3 separate regions of the Homo sapiens genome follow, and regions 1 and 3 are each linked to region 2. A link is a contact called in ENCODE Hi-C or POLR2A ChIA-PET data. All regions are on one chromosome and are shown on one strand. The core of a region is the stretch at or near the end of the contact, and the rest is flanking DNA. Distances in the headings are between cores, read along the strand shown. Region 1 holds the start of CYP2R1 (cytochrome P450 family 2 subfamily R member 1). Region 2 holds the start of BTBD10 (BTB domain containing 10). Region 3 holds the start of PSMA1 (proteasome 20S subunit alpha 1).

What was found. A loop is a pair of places that touch in the nucleus more often than their neighbours do. ChIA-PET counts read pairs that join two places held with the same protein, here RNA polymerase II (POLR2A). Pooled maps may share reads with other maps.
Region 1: a loop to region 2 is called in a map of B cell, with 12 times the contacts of the local background. The contact joins the promoter of CYP2R1 here to the promoter of BTBD10 in region 2. A Hi-C loop is called at or near these places in 5 of 168 maps with a recorded cell type or tissue (B cell, CD4-positive, alpha-beta T cell, CD4-positive, alpha-beta memory T cell and 2 more), 5 of 37 single-sample maps with no recorded cell type and 12 of 50 pooled maps. POLR2A ChIA-PET finds 5 or more read pairs at or near these places in 1 of 52 experiments (CD4-positive, alpha-beta T cell).
Region 3: a loop to region 2 is called in a map of B cell, with 7 times the contacts of the local background. The contact joins the promoter of PSMA1 here to the promoter of BTBD10 in region 2. A Hi-C loop is called at or near these places in 1 of 168 maps with a recorded cell type or tissue (B cell), 3 of 37 single-sample maps with no recorded cell type and 8 of 50 pooled maps.

Annotation. Positions count from the first base shown.
Region 1 is chr11:14,890,032-14,894,239 of GRCh38, reverse strand. CYP2R1 (cytochrome P450 family 2 subfamily R member 1) reads left to right here and starts at 2,009. Exons shown (of 5, transcript NM_024514.5): 1 at 2,009-2,259. The coding sequence starts at 2,035. It also overlaps a transcript of PDE3B not described here. RefSeq lists a silencer at 2,262-2,501.
Region 2 is chr11:13,461,375-13,465,431 of GRCh38, reverse strand. BTBD10 (BTB domain containing 10) reads left to right here and starts at 2,210. Exons shown (of 9, transcript NM_032320.7): 1 at 2,210-2,340. RefSeq lists an enhancer at 1,841-2,030.
Region 3 is chr11:14,517,556-14,521,956 of GRCh38, reverse strand. It overlaps PSMA1 (proteasome 20S subunit alpha 1), which reads left to right and starts at 1,571. Exons shown (of 10, transcript NM_002786.4): 1 at 1,571-1,660; 2 at 2,916-2,960; 3 at 3,976-4,077; 4 at 4,212-4,315. The coding sequence starts at 1,658. RefSeq lists enhancers at 1,440-1,629, 1,164-1,778.

The DNA of each region.
Region 1 (4,208 bases), core at 760-3,259, 1.4 Mb before region 2:
TTTTTTCATTTTATTAGATTATTGATTAATAAGAATTTTAAGGTATCTCTTAATAGGCATTTGTAATAGGCAGTAGGTAGATATTCTGTGGCTGCAGATACTGTGACACATACCTGTGGGGGTAACTTCAGCCCCTGGGGATAGTCACAAGCCAGTTAAACAGAAAAACTCAAAGACCTGACTAACTTGCTGACTTCCGCAGTGTCCTTGCGTGGGAGATGGAGAGAAATTGGAAACACTCTCAGAGGACAAGGTTTGCTTAGTATATGAAGCCTTTGCCCTTGATATTTCCTCTGTTTGGAATATTTTCCCCCATATCTGCCTCAAATTTCTCTTCTATAGTAGGCAGAATAATGCTCCCCTCCCCCAATAGGTCCACATACTAATCCCTAGAACTGTGAATATGTTAGGTTTCATGGCAAGAAGAATTAAGGTTGCAGATGGAATTAAAGGGCTAATCAGCTGATCTTTGAGTTGGGATTATCCAGGTGGGCCCAATATAATCACAACGATCCTTATAAGTGGAAGAAGGAAGTAGAAGAGAGATAATCAGAGAGACAGCGATGTTGGAAGGATTCAAACTGACATTAATGGCCTTGAAGAGGAAGGAATGGGGACGAAAGCCAAGGAATGTGGGCAGCCTCTAGAAGCTGAAAAAGACAAGGAAATAGAATCTCTCCTACAGTCTCTAGAAAGAATGAAGCCCCACTAACACCTCTCTGTCAGCCCTGGAAGACTCATTTTGGACTTCTCACCTCAAGAATTGTAAGAAAATAAATTTGTGTGGTTTTAAGCCATCAGATTGGTGGTAATTTATTACAACAGTAGTAGGAAACAAATACACTTCTTTAGCAGTTGATCTCAGCTCCAATGTCATCTTCCTAATAAGACTTTCCTTGACAGCCCTTGCCTGCTAAAGTATCTCCCCAACCACCAGGCGTTTTCTATAACGCACTTTTTGTTTGCTTCTGATTATTGAAAATTATTGTATTTCCATGTCATTGCTCTTCCCTCTCATAAGAATGTAAGTTATAGAAAGGACTTTGTTGCTCTTATTCACCTATGTATCTCCATTGCTTAGGACATGGGAACATAGTAGACATTCAATAAATATTTGTTGTGTGAATGAGTCGTAAGCTAATGAGGACCATAAAACTCATGCCACTGCTAAATCACAATTAGAGGGCAGCTGTTAGAAGAGTCCCAAACCCAGTAAGTCCTGTATTGCAAGGAACTGCCCAATAGAAAACAGGAATAAAAACAATTAGCAAGAATAATATGAAATCAGTTGCTTAATTCCAGGCAGTGGAGGCAGAAATCTTGAATAGTAAATACTCTCCGTGAACAAGTGCAGACAAGAGTCCCGTGATTGCCAATAAGTAATCAGTTTGGAAAGACCAGAGAGGGGTCAAATATAGGTAAACTGAGTTAATCACATAAACTGCTCAATCATCACAATTATTAAAAGATCACACACAAAAATACATTAACAGGAGAAAAATAGTAAAACAGGACAAAACAGTAAAATTACTTTCTTTTACTACTGATGGGTCAATTTTCTACTGGAAATTCTGAAAAGTATCAGGTTCAGCTAAAGACTGCAGTGTTGATCATCTCTCCAGTTTTCCTAGTGTGAAATGAAATAAGCAGACCTGGTACTTAAAAAGACACTTTAAGAAAGGTCTGGCCCCAGAGAGGCAGGATCCGCCTAGCCCAGTGAGTGAGGCCGTCCTGACACCTCGTCAATGCCCTTGTGTCAACATTCTAGAAAACGGACTCCTGGCTCATTGCTCCGCCTAGAGCCGCGCCACCTCCAAAGGGTAGCACCGGCCACCCGCTCCGCAAAGTCCACTCTCAGCCGCGCAAAACTAGAAGGTAGTTGTCCCGAAGGGGCCTGAGCGCTCACTCAGTCAGCCAATGGCCACGGAGCTAGGGCGGGACCTGAGGGTATCCTGCCAATGGGAGTATGGCAGGGCTGGAGGGAGTGCCTGGGTCTCAGGGCTGCTGTGGAGTTCGCACCTCCAGCTCGGGCCGATGTGGAAGCTTTGGAGAGCTGAAGAGGGCGCGGCGGCGCTCGGCGGCGCGCTCTTCCTGCTGCTCTTCGCGCTAGGGGTCCGCCAGCTGCTGAAGCAGAGGCGGCCGATGGGCTTCCCCCCGGGGCCGCCGGGGCTGCCATTTATCGGCAACATCTATTCCCTGGCAGCCTCATCCGAGCTTCCCCATGTCTACATGAGAAAGCAGAGCCAGGTGTACGGAGAGGTACAGCCCCGACGGGCCCCGGGCAGGGAGGGCCGCCAGGCTGGCCCGGGCTGGCCAGGGCCTTCCTGGTTGGACTTATGGCCGCCCCTGGGCCGACTAGTCGGGACCTCTCCGTGTGCCGGCTGCCCTTTGAGGGACACCCGCTTCCCGGGTCTGGAAGGGAGAAGTCCTCGACGCCGTGCCCCCTTGCAGGGGGAGCCCCGCCCCTGCCGGTGACCCACTCCGGGCCGAGGCTCCGAGGCGATCCAGTCCTGATTTTCCCGCTACCGCTCGAGCTCTTGCTCCTGCGCCTGCGCCGTTTGGCTCGCCAGCCGCGCCGCCACTTCAGGTCCAGGGTGGACGCATGCCCTCAGGTGCGGGCGTCTTGCGAGTCGGCCTCGCAGCTCTGTGGAAGCTGCACGCGGCTTGTCGGAAAATCAAGGCGTTCTGAGTTCTAGATGGTTAATAGCAGGTTCTTCGGTGTCTGCAGTCGACGAACGACTGGTGTAGGCGTTTGCTGTGAGAATGGAGAATGCAGGGGAACGCCCCTGACTGAGAAGCGGGCCCTGGGAAACGATTGTGAACGCGTGAATGAATTGATGACTAAAATCCGCTGCGGGGGTCCTACAGCGCAGATGGTAATGCCGTTCTGACTGGCTGGGAACGGCACCTTAGCAGATACTTAAAAGGCGCCTTCTGTGTGCCACTGTCACTGCCAACTTGGTGACTCATTTAAAACTCATAACCAGCCGGTGAGGTCGGTACTTCGCTCCTCCTCATTCTGCGGAGGGGAAAGCAGCACGGAAATGCCCTGTGACTGGCAGCGGAAAAGGCGACCACCGCTTGTGTGTGGGTGTCCCGACGTCCGGAGGGGGCAGGAGTTTCCACGGGTCCTGGGACAGAGCTCACCTGTTTTGTTTTGAATTACACTTATTTATATGCAACTACAGGCCTGACGCTAGCGGTGAAGAAGGCAGATACAGCCTTTTAAGGAGTTGGCAGATGAGTGGGAGAGAGAAAACTAATCTCATTATCGGCCACAGGCTGTGGTCAGTGTTTTGAAGGAAAAGTACAGGGATGTTTGGCAACTGTGGTATTTCAGGTTTGACCTTAAATCCTTACTTAAACCAATTTTTACAAGGATTGGTCTAGGTGCCCGGGCGCGGTGGCTCACGCCTATAATCCCAGCACTTTAGGAGGCCGAGGCGGGCGGATCACGAAATCAGGAGATCGAGACCGTCGTGGCTAACACGGTGAAACCCCATCTCTACTAAAAGAATACAAAAAATTAGCCGGGCGTGGTGGCGGGCACCTGTAGTCCCAGCTATTCGGGAGGCTGAGGCAGGAGAATGGCGTGAACCCGGGAGGCGGAGCTTTCAGTGAGCCGAGATCGCGCCACTGCACTCCAGCCTGGGCAACAGAGCCAGACTCCGTCTCAAAAAAAAAAAAAAAAAAAAAAAAAAAGAATTGGTCTAGGTTTCTAGAATAGAAAGTCACTAATGGTTTACGTTCCTTTCATGGTTCACGAATAGTTTACGTTGTTAAAGGGAAGCTGGACGAGATAATAAAGGTATGTATAATTCTTAGATCTTATTTTCCAACCTGCAATTCTCCCAGAATTGAGTTTATTCCCATGATTTTCATGTAATATATTTCATCTCTTTGGTATCTTGGTACACAGCATCATAATATTCTAGAGAAATAAAATGTGAAAGCATAAGACTAGAGGTCAGGTCTTCTGCCAGACAAAACTTGACCTCTATTCTGAGTCTTTTTTTTTTCTCGGTAGTGAGAATAACAACAGAAAACAGAAAAGTGCTACTCAAGTGTTCTTGGTTATTGTGTATGTTATTAGTTTCTTTCTTTTTTTATTTGAGACGAGTCTTGCTCTGTCACCCAGGCTGGAGTGCAGTGACGCCATCTCGGCTCACTGAAAGCTCCGCCTCCCGAGTTCACGCCATTCTCCTGCC
Region 2 (4,057 bases), core at 961-3,460:
TTAAAGCAAAGAACAGTAGAAACTTTATTCGATTTTCTATTTTCTCCCAACTCCCATTCTCTTTTGTTTTTGAAGAACAGCAGAATGAAATGAGCTCCAGGACCCATCCAAGTAGGATATGATGGTTTGAACAGATTCCAGCATGGAACAAAGTTTCCATATTTTGCCTGAAGTCTTTCATTCATATGATTCTTCTAATGCTTCCTGGAAAATTCCAAGAACTTGATGTGAAATTATGCTTAACAGAACACCCAATTGGCCTATGGCAGGTGCATTAGTCCATTCTTGCACTGCTATAAAACAAAGAGGTTTAACTGGCTCACGGCTCCGCAGGCTGTACAGGAAGTCCGACGGCTTCTGCTGGGCTTCTGGGGAGGCCTCAGGAAGCTTACAATCATGGCAGAAAGCCAAGGTACAGCAGGCACGTCTTATATGGTGGGAGGAGTGGGGCGGGGGTGGGGGGGCGCCACACACTTTTAAAGAACAGATTTCACCAGAACTCACTATCACCAGAATGGCAAAAACAGGGAAATCTGCCCCCATGATCCAACGACCTCCAACACTGGGGATTACAATTCCACATGAGAGGTCAGGTGGGGACATAGATCCAAACCGTATCAGCAGGGTTAGAATAACTTTTTTGTTTTCCTCCTAAGTGTTGGGCTTATTCGTAGGGAGAGTATGGTAAGCCAAATAAAACTATAGTATACATAGTATTTTTCATATAGTATACATATTTTTATATGTAATATGAAAATAATGTGTCCAAAGGAAGGTGAGTGGAAACTACAGCAAAATACCAGAGTCTTTCTTTAGAAAAGGACAGCTTCTATTTTGATGTAAGAGTATGGCTCCTCATTAGCCCTAACTTGGACTACAGAATGACTTCTTCTGAGCAGAGCTTATAGGAGAAAATTTTGATAATAAATCAGGACTGATGACGTTTTTGTTTTTTGCCTGAGAATTTTCTCAGAGTTTCTCTGAGAAACTGTATCACAAAATTCCTATTAGATTGCTCTTATGTAGACAACTTGAAATTATTGGCAATTTCCAATTTAGCAAAATGTTGGCTATAATAACTTAGTGAATTACGACAATAACCCGTTTCTCTTAGGTTTCTGATATTTAAGTGTCCTTACAGGAGAAAGATGAAGTTATCTTATAATTGTCCAGCTCAACTGCTCATCTTCTTAGCATAAACACTGATTTGGAAAATACTTTGCGTATCACACGTAGGAGCCTGGGAATGTTCTCATCCGAACTAAACAGTGGTTAAAGGTTTTTCAACAAAGTTCTTGCTGCAATATCTGTTTTCATACCCAATTACTCAAACCAGGTCCTCTTCCTCTTTGCTTCCTCTCCTTGCAATGCCCTTCCCTCTCTTCCCTAAACTGGAGAACTTACTTATGCTTAAGATTCAGCGCAATTGTCACTCCCAGGTGAAGGCTTTCTCAACAAGGCCTCCCCGTCTGCTCCCAGAGCTCATGGCAAGCAGCTCGGCTTTTATCAGAGAATAATGGGATTATCTATTTTCCTGTAGGTCTTGCCCCGGGGGTGTAAGCTTCGAAGGCGGAGACTGTGTCTTTTACATTTTTTCCCGTTTTTATTGCCCAGCCAGCCCATGTAGGTGACTCTCGGTGTTTCCTAGGCGGCCAAACTGAAGGAGTTTCAGCTGGCACAGGGGTTCCCGCCAACCGAGCGTTTAAAAATAAGCAGCGGGGGACGTTAGGGAACAGAGGGTGTCCCTCACGACGACCGACTCTCATCAGGTCCACGCCGGCAGAAGCGATTTTGCAGTTTGCTTTGATGAGGAAAACGCTCTCCCTGAAGAGTCCCTGCACTATTTCTCCAACTCTGTGACCGAGACGCTGTCCACTTTTCTCTAACGGTGACAGGAAGTCAAGGGGAAAACGTGGGATTCAAAGGTTTGAAGGTAACAGCCCTCAGCCACTCGGGCTCGAGGCCCGCGGTTGACCCGAGCTGATGTCTGTGAGGAGAGGTCGCGCGGCGCCTTCCTCTCCACGCGCCTGAGATCCCACCCGTGGCCGCCGCGCCCTCAACTGCCTTCTCCTTCGGTGCCCCGCCCACCCCTGGGCGGAGAGCACCGTTCTCGCGAGAACGCTGCTGGCCTCGCCTCTTCGCATTGTGAGCTCTCGCGGTAAGAGGCTGAGGAGCCGGCCTGCAACCTGCCGGGGCGGCTCCGCTACGCGCAGCCGCCTCAGTGGCTTCCTCCACAGCCACCTCCGGAGGGATCTGGCTGAGGAGGAAGTGGAGGTGTCACTGGCCCCGGCCTTTGCCCCAATCTTGTGTGGGCACTGAAGGGGGACTACAGGTTCGAGAGTGAGTGGACTCAGCTGGGGAACTCGGCGGGGGCGGCGCGGGAGGCTGGGCTTGGCCGGGGCGAAAGAGGAAAGGGGCGGAGGGCGAATCTGGGCGTGAGAGCCAGGCTGCTGCGGCGGTGGTCTGGGCGGCCGGACCCTGCTCGGGTACCGTGGGTGGCGTTTTGGGCTCCGGCCACGAGCACCCAATTAGGAGAGGCCGGGATAAGACTTGAGTTTTGCGGCTGCTGCTTTTGGGTTGGGAGTCCGGGGGCCTTTCTCCGGGGATGAAGGCGATACCCTCATCCCTTTCCAGGGCAGAGGAACCCCGTGCCCCGCCCCTTTCCTGTCATCTCAGACGAACGCAGCGACATCCTGAGGAAGGCGCATCACAATAGGGGATAAGGTGGTGGGCAGCCTCCCTCTGGGTGAAGAGGAGTGAGACCCCACTAACGTGCTGCGTGGTTTTATGTTGTAACCATTTTACGTGTGGTAAAGCTTTGTTTTCTTAAAACTTGCACGGAAAAGGTTCTGATGTCTTTCTTCTTCAGATGCAGGTGCCCTGACACCCTTATCTTTGGGAATGGGGCGGGGGAAGGTGAGACATCGGTTAGTAATTTGTTAGTGTGGGCCAGTGTGACTGTCCCTGGGCCTCACAGATTTCCTGCTTCTCCTTTCTCAGTATTCTGAGTCCATGATGAAAAGTCACTAGTCCAGACATGCTGAAAGATAGAGCTTCACTTGCTTGTGGCTTTGTGCACTTAGTAAACAAGATTATTTTACGAAGATTTATTATCTTGCAGAGTTTTCATGCTTTTTATTTAAATTAGCAATCTAAATGAAACAGCACAGGATATTAATTGTATTTGGACAACTGAGTTCCTTCCCGCCCCTATCCTCCCAACCCCCCAACTACACAAATTTGATCAAAATCTTTTAGAGAGGGGGTTAGGGATAAATTTTCAATGAAAGAGACTGTGGAAATCGGAATAAGAGATATAATAAAGAATGCAGCCATAACGGCCAAAAGAGTTTCTGTATTAGAGAGCCTGTCCAGGATTGAAGTTCAGTCCTGAAACCCAGGACTGCAGTTGTCATTTGAATATAAAGCGGAAAGCAGTAGAAAATACTTGGGAAGGGATTTGAAAGTGGACCAAGACTGGTAAAAAAAAAAAAAAAAAAAGTGTGAGAAGAATTATTTCTGATGATGTAAATGTGTTTTATAAATTTTCCCAATATTTCTCAGCGTGTATGACCTAACAGCTATTATATTAATACATACAAAGTAGGAAGGAAGTTTCTGAAGCATGGAATGTGGTAAGGAACCACCAGAGAGTAACAGTGTTCAATCAGGAAAGCTTTTAGTGTTTCAACAATGTTTTTGTGTTCGTTCACCTTTTTTCTCACTCCCAGAAAAGCTTTCAGATAGACTTCTAACCCTATGTAATTATGTTACCCTTCCACCAGTCTGAATTTTCTTCTTTCTCACTCCCTCTAAGCCATGTGAATTTTTTAAATTATTAACTATGGAGTTGCAAACCACTGTGGTCTGCTTTTGGCTTTTTATAATAGGTGACTTAGGGAAGTATGGAAGTGATATGGAAAATATTGTGCACCTTTCAAAGCCATAGCATGAGCAACAAACTCACATGCCTTCGGGTACTAGTTAGATAATGAAAATGAGGGAAATGCACTATGCCTTATCAGAGAGACATCCAAGTCTCAGGTCCCCCTAATCA
Region 3 (4,401 bases), core at 322-2,821, 1.1 Mb before region 2:
CGAAAGAGAACAATCTATTAATTTAATCTGTTAATTTAGTCCACCAAATCAACAGTGTTTTTCAGAAATACGACAATAACCAGTGTTGATGAATTAGAGAAGGTAACCTCATATACTACTGTTGAGAGTATATGTTGGTAAAACATTTCTGGAGAACAATTTAGTACTTTGTTTTTTGTTTTTTTTTTTTTGAGATGGAGTCGCACTCTGTCGCCCAGGCTGGAGTGCAGTGGCACGATCTCAGCTCACTGCAACCTCCGCCTCCCGGGTTCAAGCGATTCTCCTGCCTCAGCCTCCTGAGGCACGCCACCACGCCCGGCTAATTTTTGTATTTTTAGTAGAGACGGGGTTTTACCATGTTGGCCAGGATGGTCCGATCTCCTGACCTCGTGATCCACCCGCCTCTGCCTTCCAAAGTGTTGGGATTACAAGCGTGAGCCACCGCGCCCGGCTTTTTTTTTTTTTGAAACAGAATCTCTATTGCCCAGGCGGGCTGGAGTGCAACGGCGCGACCATGGCTCACTGCAACCTCGATCTCCCTGGCTCAAGAGATCCTCCCACATCAGCTTCCCGAGTGGCTGGGACCACAGGCCCATGCCAACATGCCCAGCCTTTTTTTTTTATTATTCTTATTCTTATTCTTATTCTTATTATTATTGTAGCGACGAGGTCCCACTGTATTAAAATAATATAGTGATCTCAAACTCCTGGGTTCAAGCGATCCTCCGCCCTCGGCCTCCAATAGCGCTGGGATTACAGGCGTGAGCCACCACACCCAGTCTCTTTTTTACAAAGAATATAAATAGCCGGTGGATGTCAGACTATTTCGTTATGGAAAGATGCTCTCAAAAGACGAAATAGATAAATCGAAAGAAAGTGTCCATTTTTTCTCAGTGGCCTAATCTGTCAGGTACCATGCTTGGTTTTGGGGGCATAGAAAGACATTAGCGCCCTCATGGAGTTCAAAGTCTGGTGGAAGAAATCAATCATAATAACAATGAGGGGTTAACGACAACAGACCCTTGAAAGATAACATCTCCAGGGAATAAGGAAGAGCATTCCAAAGTATTTTGCCAAATGGCAAAAACCGCAGTTACTTTTGCACCAACCTTAATGCAAATAAAAGCATGTACACAAACAAGATACTCGAGGAAGAATACAGCTGACACACAGAAACGGATCGTTATCTTGTGGCTTTCCTGCAGCCTCGTTCCTTTCAGTCACATAACACCCCAAATCTGTGGACGGTTAATGAGAGCTAGTATCACCCAGAGTCACGGCTGTTGACTCGGACGACTTTAGATGCAGCCCGCCAGCGGGAGAAACTGGAGGGAATCCGCCATACACAGGAACCTAGAAGGGCTACGTGACAGGGGCTGCCCCGCAGCTCTCAGCCGCCGGCACTCCCAGCCAGGTTTTCCCGCCAGTCTCAGTTCCTAGATCTTCCGAGGCTCCGCCCGCCGCCGAGCGGTCGGAAAGTTTTAAGGAGGGGGAAGTGTTGCAAGCCTATCGATATCTCTGGAATAGACTGCGCTACCCTGCGCCGCCGCCGTCAAACTCCCGCAGACTTCTCTGTAGATCGCTGAGCGATACTTTCGGCAGCACCTCCTTGATTCTCAGTTTTGCTGGAGGCCGCAACCAGGCCCGCGCCGCCACCATGGTACGTTGAATCCCGATCTCTGGAAGGTTTAGGGCAGAGCTCTGGTGACTGGGGGATGACGAGCCACCTCTCCTGTCATCCTTAGCGTCGCCCGGTGCCACGAGGTATGAGAGCCTCGGCAGACGGCCGGGCTCCGGCAGTGATTCAGCATCTCCGGCCTGGCCGGGCTAGGGGTTATCGGTAGCCAGTGCGGCCTTTCCACCGCTTTCGCTTCCCGGGGAGCCTCCGACACTTCCTCCTCGGTCAGCTAGATGAGTTCGCCCCTCAGGTTCCTTCAGTGGAGTAGATTCTGAGCGGTCCAGAATAGCTCCTAGTGCTGTGTATGGGAGAGGAGAAGACAGAGACTTGACTTGGAGGCCTACCTGTACCACCAGTGCGGACTTGACCCCCAGGTTTGTGTTCCTGGACAGCGTCCGTTTTCCTGGTGGGTCCGTCTATTTATCTCTCGCCTAGACTTCGATTAGAAGAGGCCCTTTTCAATCATTTTGTCCAGTCACCTAGTTGCGGATGAGTAAGCCGAGGCTGAGAGGGGAAGTGATGGAATCAGGGTTACAATATAGGGTTCTGGGTTTCCAGTTCTGTCTGCCATTCTAGCACTCAATCTCACTCCCATGACTATTATTATAATAGTCGTAATAGCCGTAATGGTTCTATCGCTGCAGCTATTTGTGTCCACCTCTAACTTTGTGAGGACATTTTTGTTCATTCAATGTGAATATACAGACAGCACTTGTACAGGCATAACTACAGTGAACATTAAAAAATAAGTCATACATGTCCCTAATCATAAAAACAGAAAGGGACGTTTAGATAAAGAGCTGTGGGAGTATATGTTAGGGGGATTTGGGAAGAAAAGGAGAAGACTTCAAGAAATCGACATTTAAGCTACCTTAAAGAAAAGGAAGACTTTTAACCATTTATTAGGGCCCAATAAAAGGGAGCAGCATAAGCAAAAATAGGCAAGAAAGTTGATTGTGAACTTTAGTAATTGAGCCTAAAGGGGTTGATATGGAGGGTGTTAGAATAAGAGTTTGGAAAAATAGGACCCATTTAGATCTGCTTCTCCCTCTCCCACGAGTTTATGGTAAATGTAGAATTGGCTTACATCTGAGTACAGTAGTAATCTTCCAGTAAGACTGCATGAACAGAGTGCCTTAACATTGAATGGAAATACAAGCATATTTCTTAATGAATGTTAAGAGTTGGGATTTGAAATGTTCTTCTATTAACAGGTATTTTTTTCTTTTACTTTTAGTTTCGAAATCAGTATGACAATGATGTCACTGTTTGGAGCCCCCAGGTAAAATAATGTTTTTAAACCTTTTCTGTGAAGTGGCTTTTTGTGGCTGCAATATATTTAGAAACTTGTGAGAGCGTAGGCTTGGGGAAAATGGAATATAATTATTTTAGACGTTCTTGGAAGTTGCATTTATAATTAAAATAGGTTTCCTGATGGACCTAGAGGACATTATGTTAAGTGAAATAAGCCAGAAACAGAAAGAAAAATGTTTCATGCTCTCACTTATATGTGGAATCTTTTGTTTAAAAGGGCAAATATATATATAGAGAGAGTAAAACAGTGGTTACCAGGGTAGGGGGTGGCAGTGGGGAGGAAAAAAGAGGAGATACAAAGTAGCAAATATGTAGGTTGAGCAAGTGGAAAGATCTAATGTACAACATGAAGACTACAGTTAATAATGCAGGTAGTGTTTTGTATTCAAGATTTTTGTTAAATGAGTAGTTTATAGCCCTTGCCACAGCAGAGGAAAATGGGTAACTATGTGAGACAACGGATGTGTTCATTCTGCGATAGTGACCCTACTATATATGTGTATCTTATAACATCATGTTGCATACGTTAAATATACACAAGAAAATTTATTTTAAAAGAAGCTTTCAGCCGGGTGCAGTGGCTCATGCCTGTAATCCCAGCACTTTGGGAGGCCAAGGAAGGTAGATTGCTTGAGTCTTGGAGTTCAAGACCACCCTGAACAACATGAAACCCGGACTCTACAAGAAATACAAAAATTAGCTGGGCGTGGTGGTGCTTGCCTATAGTCCCAGCTACTGTGGACAGTGAGGTGAGAGGACTGCTTGAGCCTAGGAGGCAGAGGTTGTACTGAGCTGAAGATTGTGCCACTGCACTCCAGCCTGGGTGACAGAGTGAGAACCTGTCTCAAAAAAAAAAAAAGGTCTCTTGATTAAAAAAAAAATCAGTTGAGATTTAACTGTGCTCACCTGATATTTGAAAACCCTAATTTTTAATTTATAAAAGATCTTCTAAGATGTGTGTTTTTTGTTTTTTTTTTCTTTAGGGCAGGATTCATCAAATTGAATATGCAATGGAAGCTGTTAAACAAGGTTCAGCCACAGTTGGTCTGAAATCAAAAACTCATGCAGTTTTGGTTGCATTGAAAGTAAGTACAGTAATAAATATGTCTTCCTCTGTAGAAAACAATGTAAATTTCACCATAGAAAATAAGGTTGTAAACTTATTTTTACATTTGTCTCTTTTTTTTTTTTTTTTACATCTTATAATGTCTCTATTTAGAGGGCGCAATCAGAGCTTGCAGCTCATCAGAAAAAAATTCTCCATGTTGACAACCATATTGGTATCTCAATTGCGGGGCTTACTGCTGATGCTAGACTGTTATGGTAAGTATAATCATGAAAAATAAACATCCTTTTTGTTTCATAATTGATTAGTTTTCTCAAAAAGATCCAGATAAGGTATTTTAGGA